Linked DNA regions of Homo sapiens: region 1 is linked to region 2. A link is an interaction called in ENCODE POLR2A ChIA-PET data of the cell type or tissue named here. Cell type or tissue: Panc1. All regions are shown on one strand. Links, peaks and the distances in the headings refer to the core of each region. The heading gives the core; the rest is flanking DNA. Region 1 has its middle 34 kb from the start of MIR6078. Region 2 has its middle 120 kb from the start of LINC00702.

Region 1 (11,636 bases), core at 2,461-10,460, 160 kb before region 2:
CTAGTTTTTAAAACTTAGCCAAGTTACTTGAACTCTGTGCCTCAGTTTACTCTTCTGCAAAATAAAAAATTAAAAATAATACTTAACTCATAGGTTGTTCTGAGAATAAAATTGCTTAATACATAAAAAGTGATTAAATTAGTGCCTGGCCATAACGAGAACTTTATAAACTTTAATTTTTTTTTTTTTTTTTTTTGAGATGGAGTCTCACTCAGTCACCCAGGCTGGAGTGTGGTGGCGTGATCTCAGCTCACTGCAGCCTCCACCTCCTGGGTTCAAGTGATTATCCTGCCTCAGTCTCCCAAGTAGCTGGGACTACAGGGGTGCACCAACACACCCAGTTAATTTTTGTATTTTTAGTAGAAACGGGGTTTCACCACATTGGCAGGCTGGTCTCGAACTCCTGACCTCAAGTAATCTGCCCGCCTCAGCCTCCCGAAGTGCTGGGATTACAGGCGTGAGCCACTGCTCCCAGCCTATAAACTTTAACTCTCTAACTCTACCACGGTGATGTTTGTTCTTGCTATCCTCGTCAACACTAATGAATTTCCCTTTCGTTGTTCTGTGGTGTAAAAATAATGCTCAAGTCGAGTTGGACACACACGAGGCTCTGACGCGACCATGGCTAGACAAACTTGTATTATCATTTGGCACCGCTGGCAAGGCTGCCAGGCCTGGCTTCCTGCTCACTGCCTGGTAAGAGCCAAGCTAGAATGATTGGCAAAAATCAAAGTCTTGGTCAGAAGAGTTCCAAAACCATTCTTTTTTAAGATTCAAAACACATTTACCAAGGAAAGTCAACTTCTAGCACTGACAAAGCCAAATTTCTCAGAAGGCAGACTCAAACACACAAAGAATATACAAAAATTGGATCAAAATATTGACCTTGGAATCCACATTGATAATTCCAGGCTTAATGCCAGTCAATTCTAATTGGCTAAAACAATGATACTATTGTTGTATAATCCTATCCTGCTGTAGGTTATAAAGAATAGTTGCCATATTATAGACAGGTGTTAAATATGCACTTTTGAGATGGAGTCAAGGGGAGGGAACATAGACCCCAACTCTTGATAGGAGAAATGCTAAGAAGTTTGGGGGCTATGTTTTAAATCCAAGGCCACCTTTAAAAAATGTTAGAAGTCATGTTTATTAAATTTGAGAGCATAATAGGGCCAAAAATAGGAAAATTACTGAACACTGAAGTATTGTTAAAACATTAAAAACTTGAAAATTAAATCAACCGACTCATATGTGAATCTCCATATTTTGTAACAGTGATCTCCACTATAGACATATATATATAGATATATAAACATGTAAAATATTTCACCCAAGTTAGGAGCCAACTCCTTACATTTGTTTTCTAAACTTAAAAATAAAAGTAGAGTAGCTCCTATATGACCCCAGGTGACTTGAACATGATTTACCCATATTCTTCCAACAGTTTCACGTCCTGTAACTTAACCCACTGAGTTTCAGGTACAGTATTTTAAGGTACATAACCAATAATGTAGAAATAACTTTAGCTTTTTATTATAGACTCTCAAAATAAAAGTGTCGTGCAGGCTCAGACACCCAAAGCCATGGCCTTTAAGAGGGCCTGACCCTCAGAAATCACACCACACATCTACAACCATCAGATCTTTGACAAACCTGACAAAATCAAGCAGTGGGAAAAGGATTCCCTATTTAATAAATGGCGCTAGGAAAACTGGCCAGCCATATGCAGAAAGCTAAAACTGGACCCCCTTCCTTACACCTCATACAAAAATTAACTCAAGATGAATTAAAAAATTAAATGTAAAACCCAAAACCATAAAAACCCTAGAAGAAAACCTAGGCAATGCCATTCAGGACATAGGCATGGGCAAAGATTTCATGACAAAAATGCTAAATGGAATTGCAGTAAAAACTAAAATTGACAAACGGGATCTAATTAAACAAAAGAGCTTCTGCACAGCAAAGGAAACTATCATCAGAGTGAAGAGGCAACCTACAGAATGGGAGAAAATTTTTGCAACCTACCCATCTGACACAGGTCTAATATCCAGAATCTACAAGGAACGTACACAAATTTACAAGTAAAAAACAAAAAAATCCATAAAAAAGTGAGCAAAGCATATAAACAGATACTTCTCAAAAGAAGACATGTATGTGGCCAACAAACATATGAAAAAAAGCTCAATCATTAGAGAAATGCAAATCAAAACCACAATGAGATACCATCTCACACCAGTCAGAATGGTGATCATTAAAAAATCAAGAAACAATAGACGCTGTTGAGGCTGCAGATAAATAAGAACACTTTTACATTGTTGGTGGGAATGTAAATTAGTTCAACCATTGTGGAAGACAGTGTGGTGATTCCTCAAGCATCTAGAACCAGAAATACCATTTCACCCAGCAATCCCATTACTGGGTATATACCCAAAAGAATATAAATCTTTCTACTATAAAGACACACGCACATGTATGTTTATTGCAGCACTATTTACAATAACAAAGACATGAAACCAACCCAAATGCCCATCAATGATAGACTGGATAAAGAAAATGTGATACATATACATCATGGAATACTATGCAGCCATAAAAAAGATCATGTCTTTTGCAAGGACATGGATGAAGCTGGAAGGCATCAGCCTCAGCAAACTAACACAGGAACAGAAAACCAAACACTGCATGTTCTCACTCATAAGTGGGAGTTGAACAATGAGAACACATGGACACAGAGAGGGGAACATCACACACTGGGGCCTGTTGGTGGGTAGGGGGCAGGGGGAGGGAGAGCATTAGGACAAATACCGAATGCATATAGGGCTTAAAACCTAGATGATGTGTTGATAGGTGCAGCAAACCACCATAACACATGTTTACCTGTGTAACAAACCTGCACATTCTGCACATGTATCCCAGAACTTAAAGTAAAAAAAAAAAAGAGAGAGTCTGACATACGGAGATTGCAGTTAGCTTTAATTTACATTTAATTTGCTATTGCATTTGAAACCATTCATTCCCATGCAATGCCCTTTTTCTGCACGGTCTTTATTTCTTTGATGTACAGCTCCATAAAGATGCCAGTGCAATTCTTCTCCTTTCTATCAGAGGTCCTTAAGTAATTTCAAAAGCCTGTTTCATTCCTGACTTTATAAATGCAGAAACAGAGGCAAAGAAGCCTTCAGTCAACAGCTCAAGGACACCTAGAGCCTTGGCAGCAGTGCTGTGCGGGGTGAGTGCCCTTGGCTCTTCAGGAGGCCCCTCTCCTAATTGCCCGGCACAGCCACCTAATTCACTTGGTGCTTTTAGAAAGCAATAGTTATTGCTGCCTGACTCGGGATAGACTGTATTATAATCCTATAATATGTGAAATTAATTTTCTCAGTGATTCAGTACCAGATTTTTCTCCAAGCTGGAGCTAATCCAGACAGTTAAAACTATTTTCTTGATTTTTGTTGTCCAAAAGAAGATAGCTTCATCTTACCTTCAAAAGTATTAGTAGGTCTACAGGAAAGGTCTAATGATTTCTGTTTTTTTTTTTTTTTTTTTTTTGAAGAAATACATTCTACAGCTTTATCTGCTCTGAAGAACCGAGTATAACTTCTAAATTGGTATGTATAAATTATTTCATAATCAGAAAATGTCTAGTTTTCTAGGACAGTGTCTAGCCAAAACAATGCAGTTATATATTATAAAAACTTGATAAAAATGTGCTTCTCACTCACTCTGGCATTCTATCCCAGAGTTGGATAATGTTTTGGGCCTCTGTGACCCATGTAAATAATTGAAATGGCAAGTGAACATACACTCATCCATATTTATTGTTTTTTCTTTTTTCTTTTTTCCAAACTAACCCTGCAGTGCAACAGGCTTTGTTGTCTTTGGAGCTGAAGTAAGCGATCTTTTCATTATATATTCAGGGACACAAAGAAGGCCGCAAGTCGCTTTTTAGGAAATGCGAGTACACTACTGGGTTCCTTTAGAGAAATTAAGAGCAAGGTGAACGATTGGTCAGCAGGGGTGATCGTGATCGGGGCTGTGGCAAGAACCCAGCAGGAGACAGTTGATTGCGCTCTCCAGCTCTCCGGTGCTCTCCAGGCCTCAGCACAATCTCCAGCGTTCCAGGCTTTGTCTTTCAGGAGCTGGACAGGGGTCCTCTATAGAAAAACAACATTCAGTCCTCCCAAGAGACAGCCTCTTCCCTTTTAGTTTCACGCTCCAAGCAGGCAGAGAGAACCATAAACTTTTCCTTCCACAAAAGTAATGAAACACGTGAGTGCGTATTTATCAGCTCCATTTTATTTTTGTGAAAACCTTGTCTTGTTACATTTCATAAAATTTAGAAGTGCAGGAAGTGTTGGACATTCTCTTGTTTATTCCCCGACTTTGATGTTCGGAAGTCAGAGATCAAGATGTGCTTGTCCGCAGGTGGCCAGTTGGCAGATGGCCCCGGGCCCTGGTCTGCTACCTCCTGGTTAAACTATCCTCCTACCTGGGGGCTTTGTTCAGCTCTGCTTCATTTAGTGAAACGCTGACGTTGTAAGCCTGCTGTGGAGTGTGTGTTTAGGCAAATAGGAGCTGTGCTGTCTGCAGCAGGCCCAATGCCATGTGGGTAAAGAAAGGGACCCGGTATTAGGGAGGGAACTCCTGAAGTCTTTGTGCTCCACCATCTTTTGAGTGATTTTTCAGGGAAAGGCTGGGAGTGGTGGGGAGGGACAAACGGGGGACTCTGCTGGTGACTTCATGCTGTGTGGCCTGGGCTCGGAGTCCTGTCCTGGCAGCTGCATTCTTTGTGGTGGAGTCTGCCTTAGGGCAGGGCCTAAGGCTTCCACCTCACCTTCACTGGGGAAGAGGACTGTGTAATCCAGCCCATTCTGAAATGATTACTATTTATGTATTTATTCATGTATTTTTTGAGACAGGATCTCACTCTGTCTTCCAGTCTGGAATGCAGTGATGCTCACAGTCGAACTCCTGGGCTCAAGCGATCCTCCCGCCTCAGTCTCCCGAGTAGCTGGGACTACAGGCCAGTGCCATCACACCGGGCTAATGTTTATTTATTTATTTTGTTGTAGAGACGGAGTCTCACGAGCCCAGGCTGGTCTTGAACTCCTGGCCTCAAGCGATCCTCCTGCCTTGGCCTCCCAAAGCACTGGGATTACAGGTGTGAACCACTGTGCCCAGCCTAAAATTATTTTGTTCTTATACTGTGCTTCTCTGCTGAAGTAATGTGCTAGTCATGGCAATTTACTCAACAGCTACTTAAAAAATGTCTCTGAATGATGATGGCAGTATCCCGTGGGACATCAGGAAGCTACTTACCTCCCTCTGCTGTGTTTTAATTTTACCAATAGCCATTCAGGACTTTTATAGAAATTCCCATCAACATCTCAAGAGGGTTTTCAGTCTTTCCTTGAATAGTAAAATGGCACAGTGTAACCTCAACCTGCACCAACAACTTACAGTATGTGGAGTCCAAATGAACGATGTTTTGTTGCCCTCTAAGCTGGGCCTGTCACTCGAGCACTGGTAGGACCAGTGGCTTTGTAAATCAGTCTTTTATTTATTATTATTATTATTATTATTATTATTATTTTTATGAGATGGAGTTTCGCTCTTTTTGCCCAAGCTGGAGTGCAGTGGCCCCATCTCAGTTCACTGCGACCTCCACCTCCCGGGTTCAAGCAATTCTCCTACCTCGAACTTCCGGGGAACTGGGATTACAGGCATGCTTCACCACACCCAGCTGATTTTTGTATTTTTAGTAGAGACAGGGTTTTGCCATGTTGACCAGGCTGGTCTCGAACTCCTGACCTTAGGTGATCTGCCCGCCTTGGCCTCCCAAAGTGCTGGGATTACAGGTGTGAGCCACCACGCCTGGCTGTAAATTAGTCTTTAATTTAAACATTTCCTCAGCTCACTCTCTGCACCTGATTTGGATAGAATAGGGTAGGAGTGTTTGAACTTTAAATATTATTTTAAAGAGGTGGATTTATTCAAAGCATGGAAAACGTTAGTTGTACCTTTCCTTCCTAAGGCGCTTTCTAAGGAATCCAGCTTACAATTTCTGTAGCTATACTTTATTTCCAGTCCCAATCAGTCATCAGGATATAGGAGTTTTATTGATCTGTGCAGTGTATTCTAGTTAAAAAAATTATGCCAAATCAAATAATTGAATAGATGCCCCAGTCAAAATTCTCTAAACATTACTGTTATGTATAGGCCATACTATATATACAAAGTAAATCATGAATCATTAAACACTAAACATTACTATTACGTATAGGCCATACTACATATACAAAGTAAATCATGAACCATTAAACAGAACCATGCAATGCTTTTCTTTGTGAACCAGTGATCAAAACCAAGCCCACGAGAACTAGAAAGTCTTAGGTCAAATCAGTGTTATTGGAGAAGAGATCAAGTTATTTGACCTTTTCTCGGAGACAATTTAAGTCTGACACATGATCTTTACCCCCTGGAGAAGCAAATTCGCAACTCACTGCACTAGATTCACCCTGCAATACAATCTCTGAAAATACACCTTCCACCTTCCAAACAAGTATCAGAAGATGAACTGCATTCCATTCAAATCATAAAAACTATTTTGTACCGGTCATCAGAAGCTAATTCTGTACTTATCGCACCTTGAGGGAGATCTGCTGCTGCATGAGATAGACACAAGGGGCAATTTATTCATGGAGAAGTGAGAGCAGCAGGATGGAAATGGGGGAAAGAACTTTATCCCGGCCACTTCTGGGAGAGGGCAGAACATCTCTGATGGAAACGGGTGTTCCTGATTCTAAGAAATAAATGCTCTGCTGTGTTGACATGAAGCTACTCTGTTCAAATTCAAGGGCAACAACATTTTATACAGCCTTACTCTCCCAAGAGATGGGTTAAAAAACACACATTGAGACATATTTTAGTATGGGGTGGAGCTCCATGTATGTCGACAACAGGCTAGTAATGCGAAAGATGTGTAATATATAATAAAGCTGCAGAGAATAAATCCAAACCATGAGATTCTATTCCTATTTCTTAAATACAGTCTGATTGTGAAATCATTCTCCTATACTCCTTTGTAATTTTTTGGAGTATTTTCAGGAATTGCTGATATTTTACTCACAACAAAAAAATACACAAAATGAATAACAAGTCATAAATAAATCGAAAACAGGGAGTTTATCTGTAATGATCTTTCCTAAGCCATGGATGGCAGAGCTAAAATCTTGCCACCTCCTACATTTGATGAATGATACTGTGATACTGCTGATTTTGGTCTTAATTTTTTATTTTTGTTTTTATTTATTTTTAAGACCGATTCTTGCTCTATTGCCTAGGCTGGAGTGCAGTGGCACAATCTCTACTCACTGCAACCTCCACCTGCCGGATTCAAGGGATTCTCCTGCCTCAGCCTCCCGAGTACAGGTGCCCACCCCACGCCCGGCTAATTTTTTGTATTTTTAGTACAGACGGGGTTTCACCGTGTTAGCCAGGATGGTATCAATCTCCTCACCTTGTGATCCACCCGCCTCGGCCTCCCAAAGTGCTGGGATTATAGGCGTGAGCCACAGCGCCCGGCTTTGGTCTTAATTTTTTTTAAAAAGGGTCCTACGTTATCACTGTAGCCTAAAACTAGAAATGAAAAACAAAACAAAACAAAAAAAAACAGACTATTGAGGGTTTCTTTCATAAGGAATTTCACCCATTCTACTTTTGGAAAAATGAATGTTTGGAAAATATGCAATTAGGTATCATCTTGGATCATAAAGAAATTTGAAAGGAAATTTTTAGAAGTTTTGATTTTCTCAGTTTTTGCAACAGATACTAAGCATCTAATCATCCCTTGTGTGAAGAAAAGAAGAAGCTTCTTTTGACAATGATGTGTCTCATTCTCAGGCTCTGTTTCTCTAACACGGGATGCTGCAGAAGCAGCCACATCTCCACCTTCCCACGACGCGGTTTTGTGTTTGGAGAGTACAGCAGCAGTTTAGGCAGCAACTAAGAACCAAGGAAACGTATTCGTAAATGCTCTTTGCCACAACTTCATCTCCCTTTTCTCCCCGTCACCTCAAAAAACCCCCACACAGCCAACGATAGACACAATGCTCCTAGAAAAGGAAAAAGAAAAGGAGGAGGAGAAGACAATACCAAAACGTGCATTTTACTGTGTTGATGCTATTCAGGATGCAAATAGAAACAGCCAAAGTCCCAGCGCCTCAGCTGAGGGAAGACAGAAGCTGAACCAGGCGTGCGCTGTGGCTGTCCCCGTGCAGGCGGAGGTGTGTGATCTCGAGAGGAATGTTTATTATTACTTCTCTTCCCCCTAGAGAGGTAGCTTCATTTCCTTAATGCAGAGTAGAGCTGGTGGGGAAGTGTGAGGTATTCAGCCCCTCCCTGGGCACCAGGCTCCTGTCCTGACCTGCATCCATTGTCAGGGATGTCCTCAATGCACACAGGAATCATCTCCTCCCAGACACAGCTGGTGGGAACCTAAGGCCATCTGGAATTCTGCAGAATGTTTCCATGATAATGGTTGGAACTTCTAGTGCATCCTTTTGTGCCACATTTTATTTTTGTGGCCTTGAAGCCACAAAGCCTTCACAGATGGCACTTTGCCTGGTTGCATCTGGTCTCCATTTTTTAAAAAGTAGCCTTCAATTTAATCATTGCAGTTTTTATTTTCACGCAACGCTAGATTTATGCTTTCCTTAATAATGTTCTACTGCACAGTTAAACTACTCCTGAGAGGACATCTTTGGCATCTGTAGCTAAGCAAATATTTTCTCTGGAGACAGAATTTTTAAAAATGAAATCACACAATGGCCTTTTTTGTAGTATTTTCATTATTTTGGTCATTAAACTAAACATTAGCTTCTAAATGTTTAAAAATAATTGTAGTTACTTAAAATTATTCCCAGGAGGGGATTTTCTCAGTTCTCTCCTTCTACCTCACAAAAAGGATCTGCGAACACCCCTGATGCCGTACAAGGATCACGAACCAGGAACCAAGAAGAGACAAACAGCCTGTCTTCTTCCTTGCAGCTTCTCCACCCACCCCTGACTAGTGAGTTTCCATCCTGCACGCCTGTGCATACGTGTGCTAGTGGCCTGTCACTGAGAATTCTTCAGAACCAAAGATGACTTCAACCCCCAGGGCCATCAAGCATCAGCTATTATTTTGCTTCTGCTGGGGCACACAAATCAAGTTAGTTTCTACTCTTCAAGTGCACTTTCTTGCTTTGGAAGAGTTTTCTGATTTCAGCTCCTGCTGCAGGCTTAAATGGAACCTTACTGTGACCACGGCAGGAGGGACTTCTGCCTTCTCACAGCTTTCTGATTGAGCTAAAATTTTGAGGACATTTCTAAGAATTGCCACAGCTTAATTCAACACTCTAATTTTTGTTTATGATGCAAATAAGAATGGCCATGGCTCTTCCTTATACATTTGAATCGATGATTACAAATAGCATGTGTTGAACACGTTTCATGAAAGATTAACAGTTATTTCACTTCACCCCTGCAGCAGCACCAAGGAGTAGAGAGTGTTACTGTCTCTGCTAGGAACAGAAATGCAAAGTTTAAGGGGCTTGGCAAGAAGGCCACATACCTAAGACACCCATTCAGATTCACCCAAGGCTCATTTCCCTTCCAGGGCAGAGCTCCGGCACCTGTGCTGTGGGGAACCCACCACACTACAGAGCTTTAAAACCCTCACTTTGTGGGTGTCACATCCTGCAGAGAAGCCTAGTCACTCTACAGGAGATGTCACAGGGGATCAGATAAATCTCAGGGGAAAGGGCTAGAGCTACTCTTTCGCCAGGATTTGCACCTCTGAGGCTACTGGTGAATCTTTCTTTAAGTCGGTAAAATTTGTTTTTTAATCCAAAAATTCTCTGCGGATCCTAGTTGGTTTTCATGTTGGATAAATTTTGGCAAGACTCCAAAGGAGACCCCAGAGGCCGAGCGGGGGTATGCTGTGGTGGGAAGAGAGTGCCCTTGGTGGATTAGCATTGCCCCTTTCAGACCCTTACCTGGTGTTAGTTTTCTATGGCTTTGAACTCTCATTATTCTCACCTCTCAAATGGGTATAATGATATCTACCTCATGAGATTACTGACATAGAAGAAAGAACATATGCAGAGTGGCCAGCAATTCCCAGCACAGAGTAGGTGCGTAGGGCGGGCTCCCAGGAAGCAGGTTCTGGGAAGCAGATATCCTGGTGGGTACCCTCAAGAGTAACTTACCTAAGGGAGGGAGGGGCCCGATGGGCAGGGCGGATGCCTAGCTGTGGTGCAGCTGCAAGTGAGACCTGTGCTGGTCATTCGGGTGCTCTGGAGCTGGGAGCCCGTACACATTTGAGGCAAGGTGCCTAGGCCTTGAGACCTCGCTGGGAACAGCCATGAGATTTGGTGCACCCCAGGGAGGGGCATATACCTTGGAAAAGATGACTCCTTGGGGTGAGAGCAATTCCTGGGGAGAGATTCAGCTGGCGGCCTCCAGCAGCTCACCTTCCTGGAAGATAGAAGTGTCTCCAGCCAGAGAGCCATCTGGCAGTATAGACATCACTGCTTCCTGTAAGTACTACGCAGACAGTAAGTAATATTCTTATTATTGTTCATTATTCAATAATAATTTATTCCATCAGAAACCTGGCCGGCAGGCATTCTCATAGCCAGAGTCAACCTCAACTCACCATGGCACAGGAAAAATAATCATCGCACTGCAGAACAAGAAATGACCTAAGCCAGCATTGTCATCTTTGAAACTTAAGAGAATTTGTAAAACGGTGAAATTCAGAATGAACTTAGAAGGCATTTTCAGCTGCACATCTGCTAGTCTGGTGTGTGGCATCACTAAGTCTATTGGTTTAAATGGGTGCGTAGTTCCGGAGTATCACAACTACAACATCGGATTTGGAAGCAATTTTGGAAATATTTGATGATGCATATTTGAAAGAGTTAATATTTGTACGAAAATGTCACAAATTTAGTATTTTTATGACATTTTGTAAAACAGTGAGACTTCAGACATATTTTTAAAAATCTGTTTTGGATTAATATCTGATCAATACTGAGAAGATAAAAATGAACGAGATAATTAAGTAAAATACAGTATAATAAAGATTTTGGAGAAGTGTTAAATTCTGCAAGTGTGTGTTATTAATTATATTATTTTTATCATATGTATATATGTACCTAAGACCTTGTACAGTAGGATTCTGAAACTCTTCTATGGGGAGAGGATGTCAAACTAACGTATTTTCCTGAATGATTTCAAGCCTTACAGGAAACATTCCAGACAGGACTAAGGTAAGCAGATACAGGTGGTCCTCACCAAGCCCCGATGGCTCATAGAAAAAGTCTTGTTCTATAAAAACCCAAGAATAGTTGTTCTTTTTTTCTGACCTAGCTGGTACAAGTGAGTTAGAACGTCCTGAACTTTTGAAGGTGTGCATGAGGACATACAAATCTCGCTGACGGTGGCCAGTGCACTGTGATCTGCCTGACCGAGGTATGAAGCCCATGGGTTTGAAATGGGTTTCATTCCATTTACCACGTAAAGCACTGGTGTTAAGGGTGGAGGTGGGAAGTAACAAAGGTATGTGCACAAATAACCAGACTCTGAAT
Region 2 (11,636 bases), core at 2,126-10,125:
CTTTTTGGGTTTCTAGCTTGTGCTGGGACTTCAGTTCTCTGATAAATCTAAGAATTGTTGATTTTGTCTTCTTTGTTTTTTTGCTGTTGTGTGGATTGTGGAGACAACTTTGAAGCCCTGGTTGCATGTCAGTATGGAGAGAGTTTCTGGGTGGACTTTTGGAATTTGTAATACAACGTATTTCAGAAATTGGAAAAAATAAAATTGCATTGAAGAGATTGAAGATATTGTCAAATGAATCTCTCATATTTTGGACAAAGAGGTAAAGAAATGTAAAATAGAATAGAATCAGCCAATAAATGAGTCAATACTGATCTAGTTCAAGAAAGGAGAAAACTTGGGAAATGGAGGGAAAAAGCTAACAAAATAGAGTAGAATTTTCTAGAGCTGCAGAAAGGCATTGGTCTTTAAACTGTGCTGATTTGACAATTAAAAAGGACTGACACAAAGAAGAACTTAGAAAGTTTTTAGCACACCAAGAATAACTGACCTATCTTAGAAGCTTCCAGAAAGAGAAGATTAAATTTCCATTACTTATAAAAGAAAACTCAGATTGATGTAGTTTCTGATTTCTCATCAGCAACAGTGAAGGACTTTCTTCAGCAATCCTTTCTGCTAGAAGTCTGTAGAAATTCGTGTCGCGGTTCTAAGGGTAAACCACTGAACCCAGGGTTCTATAATCTCAAGAATCATTTGAGAGGGTAAAAAATGATGCATCTCATTTGAGATTATAAAAGGATACGGCTATTGCAAGAATATCAAAAAATAATTGTGGCCAGGCATAAGGCAATAAGAATCAGCAGCACCTGGAGGAAACTAAAGAATGTACAGGCCCCACTAAAGAAAGTTAAGGTCTAGAAAACAACATGAAACCCAAATCAGAAGACCTAGATATACCTGTAGGTCACCAGCAGGTGACCTACACCCATGTGGTGGTGTAAAACAAGAATCAACTGCAAAACAAAACAACCAAAACATCTGAAAATGAAGAGTAAATAGAATTCAAGAAATCATAGATTTAATCAAAGAATGAAAGAAAATAAATTTTAGAATTCAACTGTATAGCAGGCTGAGAAAACAACTGGGTCATACTAGGGTGTAAAATAAAAAGGCCCCAAGGAAATTACGTGGAAGTGCAACCCCTAAAATAAATAGTGCAAACTTACGGATAAAGTGAACAAACATATTGCTGTTGTCAAAGAATAAGAAAGAGAAGAAGAAAGAGAAAGAGAGAGAGAAACAGAGAGGAAATGGAAGGAAGGAAGGAAGGAGGGAGGGAGGGAAGAAGGGAGGAAAAGAAAGAAAGAAAAAAATAGGAAGGAAGGAGAAAGAAAGATAGCAAGAAAGAAAGAAAAGAAGGAAGGAAGGAAGGAAGGAAGACAGAGAGAGAAAGAAAGAAGGAGGGAGGAAGGAAGGAAGGAGAAAGACAGAGAGAGAAAGAAAGAAGGAGGGAGGAAGGAAGGAAGGAAGGAAGACAGAGAGAGAAAGAAAGAAGGAGGGAGGAAGGAAGGAAGGAGAAAGACAGAGAGAGAAAGAAAGAAGGAGGGAGGAAGGAAGGAAGGAGAAAGAGAGAGAAAGAAAGAAGGAGGGAGGAAGGAAGGAAGGAGAAAGACAGAGAGAGAGAGGAAGGAAGGAAAAAGGGAGGGAGGGAGACAATGAGAAAGAAAGAAAGAAAGAGGGAGGGAGGAAGAAAGGAAGGAGAGAGAGAAATAAAGAAAGATGGAGGGAGAGAGGAAGGAAGGAAGGAGAGAGAGAGAAAGAAAGAGAAAGAAAGAAAGGAAGGAAGGAAGAAAGAAAGAGGGAGGGAGAAAGGGAGGGAGGAAAGAAGAAAGGAAGGAAGGAAGGAAGGATGGGAGGGAGGGAGGAAAAAGAAATTTACAACAAATTTTAGGCACAATAACATCTATACAAGGAAAATCAGAGTCTAAATATCAAACAAAGTTAAATGTCGCATGGACTTTGGTTAATTATGAAACTTTCTGATCTCGGTGCTTGAATGTTGTCTTTATAGTGTCACGGGCTCGATGGTTACAAAATGGCACAATTCCTAAGTACCCAGTAGAGACAGAATGGATTTGTGCTTGATGGTGCTTGTGCCTGGGGCAGGTGGGCCACCTGGGAGTGAGGAGAGGAGTTGAGTTTTACATCTGGGTTGACACAGGGTAAATCAGAGGCATTGGTGCAAGATCTAAAGGTAGAAAAGCTCATGAGGAGACTAGACCTCTGTGATGGTACTGAGAGGTTACCAAGGGCCAGAGGTCCCCAGGGATATAAATATACACAGATAAAATTTTTCTAGATAAATATGCTATTTGGTTTGCTATGGTTGTGGAACTATGAGGTTTTCCTAGCTTTCTCTTCTGTGGTTATGTAACTTTATAAAAAAAGGACTTTATAATTAAAAATGGAACAGATTATTCTAGACTTTAAGAAATAATTGACCAAAGTTAATTACCATGTTTATAACAGCCACACCTGCTGTATCATGTGGTTGCCAAGAATGATCTTAAAAATATAAAAATGCATCTGCTACCATGACTTGATAGAAGTGGCTTGGAAGCCTGCAGGTTAGTGACATCACTCCACTTCGTGAGCTCTTCGATGAGAGGTGGGTTGGCTGGAGGTGGGTTTATTCCCTGGAGGAACTTTCGTGCTGAGATGAGGACTAAACGCCTTTTCTTGCTCCTTCTTGATCACCAGATCTATCACAATAGTAGCCAGGCAAAGCATAAATCCTGTTTTTTCCCCACATTGAATATACATTGCCACATAGATTTCAGATTAAAAGTTTCTTGGTCTTCAGAAAGATAAAGGAACATCAGCAAACAAATCTAATCTCTACCTTTCTCTTGGGCTTACAAAGAATTTTAAAAAGAGATTGATTAGATAGATAAATATAGATAGAATATATATATATATATATATATATATATATATATATATATATAGTGTGTGTGTGTGTGAGTGTGTGTTCTCACAAGAAAATAAAATAATACTTTCCCAGGGGAAAGGTGTTTTGAGACTTGTGGTCAAATTCTGTGTTTTCCTAATTACCTGTGCAAGACTGGGTGAGAGTCTTAGTTTCCTCTTGGGGAGGAGATGAAGGGCTTGGGCAGCTTTCTAAGTAGACTCGGTGGTAACGTTCTGCAAGTCCCTAAGCCAGGTGAATATCTGGAGGAGGATGTGAGTTCCTCCTCCACCTCCCTCACATTGTCAGGTAGGGGTGGCTGAGCTCCAGAAGGATTCACCTCTGGACATTGCCCCCATCCATCGCTTCCTCCTAAGGCCACCCCTGTAACCAGTGCGAGGCTGCCGAGACAAGGTTCATTCCATCGCTGGGCCAGGCCAGAGTTACCGACTGCTCAGTTATTGACACCTCCTTATTTCTGTCCATCCATGAGATGGATTGTTGTAGATTTGGTGAAAAGTGTTCAGTGAAGAAAGTAAATCAAATTGCTTTAGTTTACATATGAGATAATGCACGTAAAAATGCCCTTATCTATGAAATTCTAAACAGATACAGGAAATTATGATTCTTCTGATTAAACACTAGCTTACTGCTACTATGAGATACATATACAGACAGCTATAGACAGGAAGATAGTCACTGTGTATATATTGAGCACAACCCACTATATAGGAGAATAAAAATATATTATACCATGTTATAACTAAATGCAAAGATACCTTAGCATTCAAGAATCGCATATTCACTTGATGACAGTTTCTTCTAGAAAACTGAAGTAGAATGGAATAACATGACTTTTTATATATTTTTCAGATTAAAAAGTTAAATATGTTTATTCTAATTACCTGATTACTTGCTCTCCCACCCCTGCCTATCTCTTTTTCTGTCTAAAGAAGGGTTGACTCTAGTAGCCAAGCAAATAAGCTAATGGTTCCCTCTTATGCCACACACTTCTGAAAGTAAGTTGAATGGCTCTTGGTGTATGTTGATGAGGAGGTATGACTATTATATAACAATATTGAAAAGAAGACTTCATTTCTATTTCACTCAAGAAATGAAGTCTAGGGCTGGGTGCGGTGGCTCACGCCTGTAGTCCCAGCACTTTGGGAGGCAGAGGCAGGTGGATCACCTGAGGTCAGGAGTTCAAGACCACTCTGGCCAACATGATGAAACCTCGTCTCTACTAAAACTACAAAAAGTTAGCTGGGCTTAGTGGTGGGCACCTGTAATACCAGCTACTCAGGAGGCTGAGGCAGAAGAATCGCTTCAACCCTGGAGGCGGGGGTTATAGTGTGCTGAGATCATGCCATTGCACTCCAGCCTGGGTGACAAAGCAAGATCCTGTCTAAAAAAAAAAAAAAAAAAAAAAAAAGAAGTCTAACTTGTCTTCATGCATAAAATGTTCATATTAGTTTGACAAACTTTCTAACAAAAATGAAAACAAACTAGCAATATATTTAATAATTATACTTTATGATTCAACAAAAAACAAATGTTGAGCTGTGCTTAGTTATTTAATTTTATTTTTGATGTAGGGCAGGTCTTGGGACAGGAGCCCATCTCAGTATTAGAAGCAGCACATGTTGCTGAGGAGGTGCTGGCTGGGCAATGCTGGCTCCAGCAGGGCTGGGTCCCGAGGAGCAGGGCATGTGGGGTGACACCAAGCTGGAAACCCCCGTCAGCCCCACCACTTCCCATGCTGTGTGTGATGCTGGCAGATCACTTAACCTCCTGGAGCCTCACATTCCAAATTTGTTTACTGTTCAAAGTAATTGAGATGATAAATGCAAAGTTCTAGAGAGAGGTGTTCAAGAAATGTTTATTCTCTTTACCCTCATTACCCAAATAATTTTTTTTTTGGCAGATAATTTAAAGAACAGAAATACACAGAAAGTGCTGAGAGTACACAAATAAACTATTTCTAAGCATCTTATTTCTAATATTTTTAAAACACCGTTTACATTTGTTAATAATTTAAATATAGTTACATATAAATACCCTACAGGGATTTTACTTGAAAAACGTTATGAACTCTCTTTATATTTTTATATGTTTTATGTTTTGAAAATTGCAAAACAAAGCGCTTAAGCGCACTTAATTTCAGAAGATTTATTTAATCCATCTTTATTTTCCTAGATACACAATTAGTCTAAAAGAAATATTATTATTCTTAGTTTTGAGATGGAGTCTCACTCTGTCACCCAGGCTGGAGTGCAGTGGCATGATCTCGGCTCACAGCAGCCTCCACCTCCCAGGTTCAAGTGATTCTCCTGCCTCAGGCTCCCAAGTAGCTGGGATTACAGGCACGCGACACCACACCTGGTTAATTTTTGTATTTTCAGTTGAAACAGTTTTCACCATGTTGATCAAGCTGGTCACAAACTCCTGACCTCAGGTGATCTGCCCGCCTCAACCTCCCAAAATACTGTGATTACAATCGTCAGCCACTGCGCCCAGCCAAGAATGACCTTTTTAAATGTTGAAATAGTAATAAAAGAATATGGAGAAGTAAATTTACAATGCATGAAATGAACAGCGTTCAGTGCATGTCTGTGTGTTGTGGCAGAGTCACAGAAGTACCAGGGTTGCACTGGTCTTCCAGGGGGTGCCCACGGGCCTCCAGCTGCTTCCTTTGTGCTCTCACCTGGTCAGTATCTCCTGCCGCAGTTGTGGTGTCAAGGTTCCTTTCGCTCCTTTTCCCCCACCGTCCCTTCCCACCACTCCTGTCTGTCCTTTCTTCTCCTATTTGCATGTAATGTTGCTGCTGCACTTGATTCCCATAACTGTAATGATTGTGAATCAGAAAGGAAGTAAATATTTGCATGCATATGGAAACTTTGCAGAAGAAATCTACACGGAAACCAGCTGACAGCACATTTGCTGACAGGGGACACTCTGCGCTCGGAGTGGCCCTGTGTTTAAAATGCATGAAGTGGGCACGTACAGTATTTCAAAAGAGATTACATTTTGTCATCTGTCATATGTTTAAGGTCACTGCAGACACAGACTGTTAAAAATAGATTTCAAGAACAATATCTTTCAACTCTTTAATAAGTCGTTTTGGACAAAAACCTACTTGCTGTGTGGCAGGGACATTCTGGCATTGCTGTTTAAGACAGAAGCCCAAGCCCCTCACCCTTTCCTAGAAAAACCTGTACACATACACAAGGGAGTTTTGACTGACCCACATTAACCTTGATGTGAGTGTCAAGTACTGGCACTCACAAAAACCCCTTCATTCATTATCTCTGGATTACCATTTGGAAGATATGAATACCAAACAAAGAATCCACTTCATAAAAAAAAAAATCTTAAATGAGAGATATGTCAACGAATAAGGGACCAAGTGCATAGATCCGCAAACAAATGTTAGTTGCGCGTAACTCTAAAACTCCTGGAGATATTAAACCAGAAGAAATAATATACGAATAGAGGTATGTCTCAAAGCAAGCAATATCAAAATTTCTGAAAGTATGCATTTGTTAAAATTGCAGTTATTTTGTTTGCTACATACAGGCCCGCCTTGCTTTACTGCAGTCTGCTTTCTTGTGCTTCCCTGATAATGGGTGTTTTACAATGTGAAGGTTTGCGGCAACCCCGCATGAAGCAAACTTATCAGCACCATTTGTCCAACAGCAGGTGCGCACTGCATGCCATCATGTCACATTTTGGTTAATTCTCAAATATTTCAAACTCTTTCATTATTATATTTGCTACTATGATCTGGGATCAGTGATCTTTGACATTATTCTTATTGTTTGGAGGTGCCACAAATTGCACCCATATAAAACAGCAAACTTAATCGAGAAGTGTTGTGTGTGTTCTGAGAGCTCCATCAGACAGCCGTTCCCCAGCTCTCTCCCTCTGCTCAGGCTTCCCTGTTTCCTGAGACACAATAATATTAAAATTAGGCCAATTAATAACCTATAGTCTCAAAGTGTTCAAGTGAAAGGAAGAATCCCTTGTCTCTACTTCGAATCAAAAGCTAGAAATAAGTTTAGTGAGGGAGGCATACTGAAAGCTGAGAAGGGTCACAAGCTCGGCCTCTTGTGCCAAACATTTAGCCAATTTGTGAATGCACAGAAAATGTTATTAAAGGAAATTAAAAGTGCTACTCAAGTGAAAACAGAAATGAAAAGAAAGTAAGATAGCTTTATTGCTGATAGGGAGAAAGTTGAGTGGTCTGGATAGAAGATCGAGTTGGCCACTCATTCCCTTAAGCCAAAGGCTAATCCAGAGGAAGGCTTTCACTCTCTACAATTCTGTGAAGACTGAAAGAAGCAGGGAAACTGCAGAAGAAAAGTTTAAAGCTAGCAGAATTAACGAATGAGGAGTCACTTCTTATGGATGAGCAAAGAAAGTGGCTTCTTGAGATAAAATCCATTCCTGGTGAAGAAGCCGAGAACATTGTTGAAATGACAACAAAGGAGTTAGAATATTCCATCAACACAGTTGATAAAGCAGTGGCAGGAGATGAGAGGACTGATTCAAATTTTGAAAGAAGTTCTACTATGGGTAAAATGCTATCCAACAGCACAGCATGCTACAGAGAAGTCTTTTGTAAGAGGAAGAGTCAATCAATGTAGGAAACTTCATTGTCTTATTTTAAGAAATTGCCACAGTCACCTCAGCCTTCCCAGCAGCAAAAAGATTACAACTAGCTGAAGCCTCAGATGATCGTTAGCATTTGTAACAATAAAGTATGTTTAAATTAAGGTATGTACATCTTTTTAGACACAGTTATATTGCATACTTAATAGACTACAGTATAGTGTAAACATAACATATATACTGTGGAAAACCAAAATATTTGTGTGACTGGCTTTATTACAATATTAACTTTATTGTAGTGTCTGGACCCAAACCTGCCATGTCTCTGAGGTATACCTGCATTAAAATTTTAAATGATCATTAGCTTGTTTTTCACAACTCCTTATCTTATTTCACTTCACAGTCACTCGAATCTTTTTGGTGCATAAATATTAATGTATACATTTATATAACATTGTAGCAGTAGTCCTCTCACCTCACATTGTGATCCAAAGTTGATTTTATTAAATATAAATGTGAAAATGACAGTTAAATTATTTCTGCTTTCTGTAGAAATACTAGCGTTTGTAAGCTACATTCATATCCCCAGAATGTCGTCAACAGCTATAAGATACTGGGCTGACTAGGCCGGGCGCTGTGGCTCAAGCCTGTAATCCCAGCACTTTGGGAGGCCAAGGCAGGTGGATCACAAGGTCAGGAGATCGAGACCATCCTGCCTAACATGGTGAAACCCCGTCTGTACTAAAAATTAATACAAAAAACTAGCCGGGCGTAGTGGCAGGCGCCTGTAGTCCCAGCTACTCAGAAGGCTGAGGCAGGAGAATGGCGTGAACCAGGGAGGCAGAGCTTGCAGTGAGCTGAGATTGCGCCACTGCACTCCAGCCTGGGCGACAGAGCGAGACTCCGTCTCAAAAAAAAAAAAAAAAAAAAAAAGATACTGGGCTGACTAAAATAGCAAATGCATCCTGTATTTTGCTTTGAAAATGTCTACAGTAATCTTGCTTGCTTTCTATATGACTTCCAGAGCAATAAATTTGCCAGCTCTTACCAAAGGAAAGTTCCAGTAAGTTTTTCCTGGTTAACAAATTCCCCTTGCAGTGGTCTGGGCAGGGCTTAGACTCACATACAGGTAAATATGTGAGTACACACATAAACACAACACAAATGAAAACATGCATGCTCACATATTTGTAGTCACAAAGTGGCTGGTGTTGTAACAACAAGGAGCTGGAGCAACTAGGGCCTGCTGGGTGGCTCTATCTCAGGTTCTCTCCATGTGGTCTCTGCACATGAGCTATCTTGGGCCTCCTCACAACATGGAGGCTTCAGTAGATTCAGACATCTGACATGGGGGTTCAGCACTCCAGAAATGAGGGTTCTGAGAGAGTTGGCTAGAAGTACTGTGCTCTCTTCTACACAGACACTACTGAGCCACACAGCTACTAAAGACCAGCAGGACTCAAGGGTAGAGAAAATGTCACCCATCTCTCAACAGAAGGAATTTCAAAGTCACACACACAAGAACATACAGTAGGATATATGTTTGCAGCCTTCTTTGGAATTAATGAATCTACTCTCTCAGAAAGAATCTTCTATAGGAAATAATGAATTTCTCAGCAAACAATCAAACTACTTATTCATCTCATGTGTATTAAGTTTTCATGTTTCCTTAGTAAGGTGCAATTGGTATGGTATGGAAGAATGGTATTTAAAGTTAAAATACAACATAAGGGGATAAAGAAAGTAATACATTTCAGGCTGGGAGCGGTGGCTCATGCCTGTAATCACAGCACTTTGGGAGGCTGAGGTGAGCAGATCACTTGAGGTCAGGGATTCGAGACCAGCCTGGCCAACATGGTGAAACCACCACATCTCTACTAAAAATACAAAAATTATCCAGGCTTGGTGGCACATGCCTGTAATCCCAGCTACTTGGGAGGCTGAGGCAGGAGAATGGCTTGAACCTGGAAGGCGGAGGTTGAAGTGAGCCAAGATCATGCCATTGCACTGCAGCCTGGATGACAGAGAGAGACTCCATCTCAAAAATAAAATAAAATAAAATAAAATAAAATAATAATAATAATAATAATACATTTCCGAAGTCTCCAAAGAATGAAAAATTTCAAATGTAGGACTCCTAAAAATTGTTGTAGAGGTCAATCATCACCTAAAACCTCACTAGTTCTGGGGAAGAACACTCAGTGATTAGTGGAAGACCATGTTTCTTGGCCACTTCTTTTCTTTAACCAAAATTTTCAGTGAATGCAGCAAAGGATGCTACCATTCTTTTAAGCACTAATGTGAATGAAACCACAGCCACAGCAATAATCTGAAACCATCCCCAGCAGGTTGACAGGAATTGAATACCAGGTTCTAGACAGAAATATGGTTATAATTAAGCATTCATCAGGCTGCATGCTGGCCCACTTCCATGTTTCTAAACGTCACATAGCACTAGATACCAGCCATTTGCATTCCACTGTCCCTATAAACTGGATCTCTGACATTAGAATTATAAGGCTTTAGTTTAAGGATTGCTTAAGGTGTTCTTCAGACCTGAATTTGGGCAACCAATTTGAAGAGCCACAGAGGAATGGACTCAGCATGAGAATACAGCTTCTTCTTGCACTCATTGATCAGTCAATGATCTTTTCACTTTGGCCCATTCCAAAACCCTGAAAAATCCTAACCCTAAATTCTTTGTGGAGATGGATTAGAGGTTTCCTCCTGTCTCCTCATTCAGTGACTGTACAATTAAATCTCTTACTCTGGTGCAAGCCCCTATCTTGCTGTGTGGACTTGGTGCATGTATTGGGGAATAAACCTACTATGATTACATCTCTCTCAGAGTTGTTGGTTCTTCATACATTTTGCATGGCACATACCACCTGGAATAAAGACCATATTTGTTGGCCTGCTGTGACAAGCAGAATTCTAAGGTGCCTCCCAAAATTCCTCTCCCTGCTGTACAAGTCCTGTATCATCTAGGGCTGTGAAGAGGATCGGCTATCACTCCTGTGATTAGTTTTGATTAGAGGTAACATTTTATTTTTAAAAAGGGAGATTAACCTGGGTGGATCTGACCTAATCAAGTTGTAACCAACCAGTGGGTTTACCTCGCCTGCTGCCTAGACAGAGCCAATTTCTCAAGACAGGGGAGTTGCAATAGAGAAAGAGTAATTTATGCAGAGCCAGCTGTGCTGGAGGCAGGATTTTTATTATCACTCCAATCAGTCTTCCTGAGAATTCAGGGATCAGAATTTTTAAGGACAACTTAGTGGGTAAGGGGAAGCCAGGGATCCTGGAGTACTGATTGGTCTGAGAGGGAATCATAGGGAGTCGGAGCTGTCTTCTTGTGCTGAGTCAGTTCCCAGGTGGGGGCCACAAGATCAGATGAGCCAGTTTATTGAGCTGGCGGTGGCAGCTGATCCATCAAGTGCAGGGGCTGCAAAATATCTCAAGCGCTGATCTTAGGAGCAGCGTAGAGAGGGTTAGAATCTTGTAGCCTCCAGCTGCCTGACTCCTAAATCATGATTTCCAATCTCGTGTGTAATTTCTTAGTTCTACAAAGGCAGTCTAGTCCCCAGGCAAGAAGGTGGTTTGTTTTGGGAAAGGGCTGTTAATAGTTTTTGTTTTGAACTATAAACTATAAACTGGCCAGGCATGGTGGCTCACACCTGTAATCCCAGCATTTTGGGAGGCTGAGGTGGGCAGATCACTTGAGGTCAGGAGTTCAAGACTAGCCTGGTCAACATGGTAAAACCCCATCTCTACTAAAAATACAAAAATTAACTGGGGCCAGGTGGTGGGTCCTGGCTACTCAGGAGGCTGAGGCAGGAGAATCGCTTGAACCCGGGAAGTGGAGGTTGCAATGAGCCAAGATGGAGCCACTGCACTCCAGCCTGGGCAACAGAGCAAGACTCTGTCTGGAAAAACCAACCAACCAACCAACAAACAACAAAAAAACCACTATAAACCAAGTTCCTCCCAAAGTTACTTCAGCCTACACCCAGGAAGGAACACGGACAGCTTAGAGGTTAAAAGCAAGATGGAGTCAGTTAGGTTAGATCTCTTTCACTGTCTCAGTCATAATTTTGCAAAGGCCATTTCAAAGTGA

Evidence for each region. Peaks named below come from ENCODE experiments on the same cell type or tissue, not always from the same donor. Only the 100,000 strongest peaks of a DNase experiment are listed, where the experiment ranks them.
Region 1: POLR2A ChIA-PET joins it to region 2 with 16 read pairs; 5 of 35 experiments call an interaction of 5 or more read pairs at or near these places.

The regions. Positions count from the first base shown.
Region 1 is chr10:3,951,605-3,963,240 of GRCh38, forward strand. No RefSeq gene overlaps it. Among named protein-coding and RNA genes, the nearest start is that of MIR6078, 34 kb to the right of the region's middle. RefSeq lists an enhancer at 7,793-8,294. In Panc1, for the core only: no CTCF peak of the experiment used is centred there; no DNase peak of the experiment used is centred there; H3K4me3 peaks cover 660 bases; H3K27ac peaks cover 7,638 bases.
Region 2 is chr10:4,116,033-4,127,668 of GRCh38, forward strand. No RefSeq gene overlaps it. Among named protein-coding and RNA genes, the nearest start is that of LINC00702, 120 kb to the right of the region's middle. In Panc1, for the core only: no CTCF peak of the experiment used is centred there; a DNase peak (open chromatin) is centred at 5,765; H3K4me3 peaks cover 1,033 bases; H3K27ac peaks cover 7,224 bases.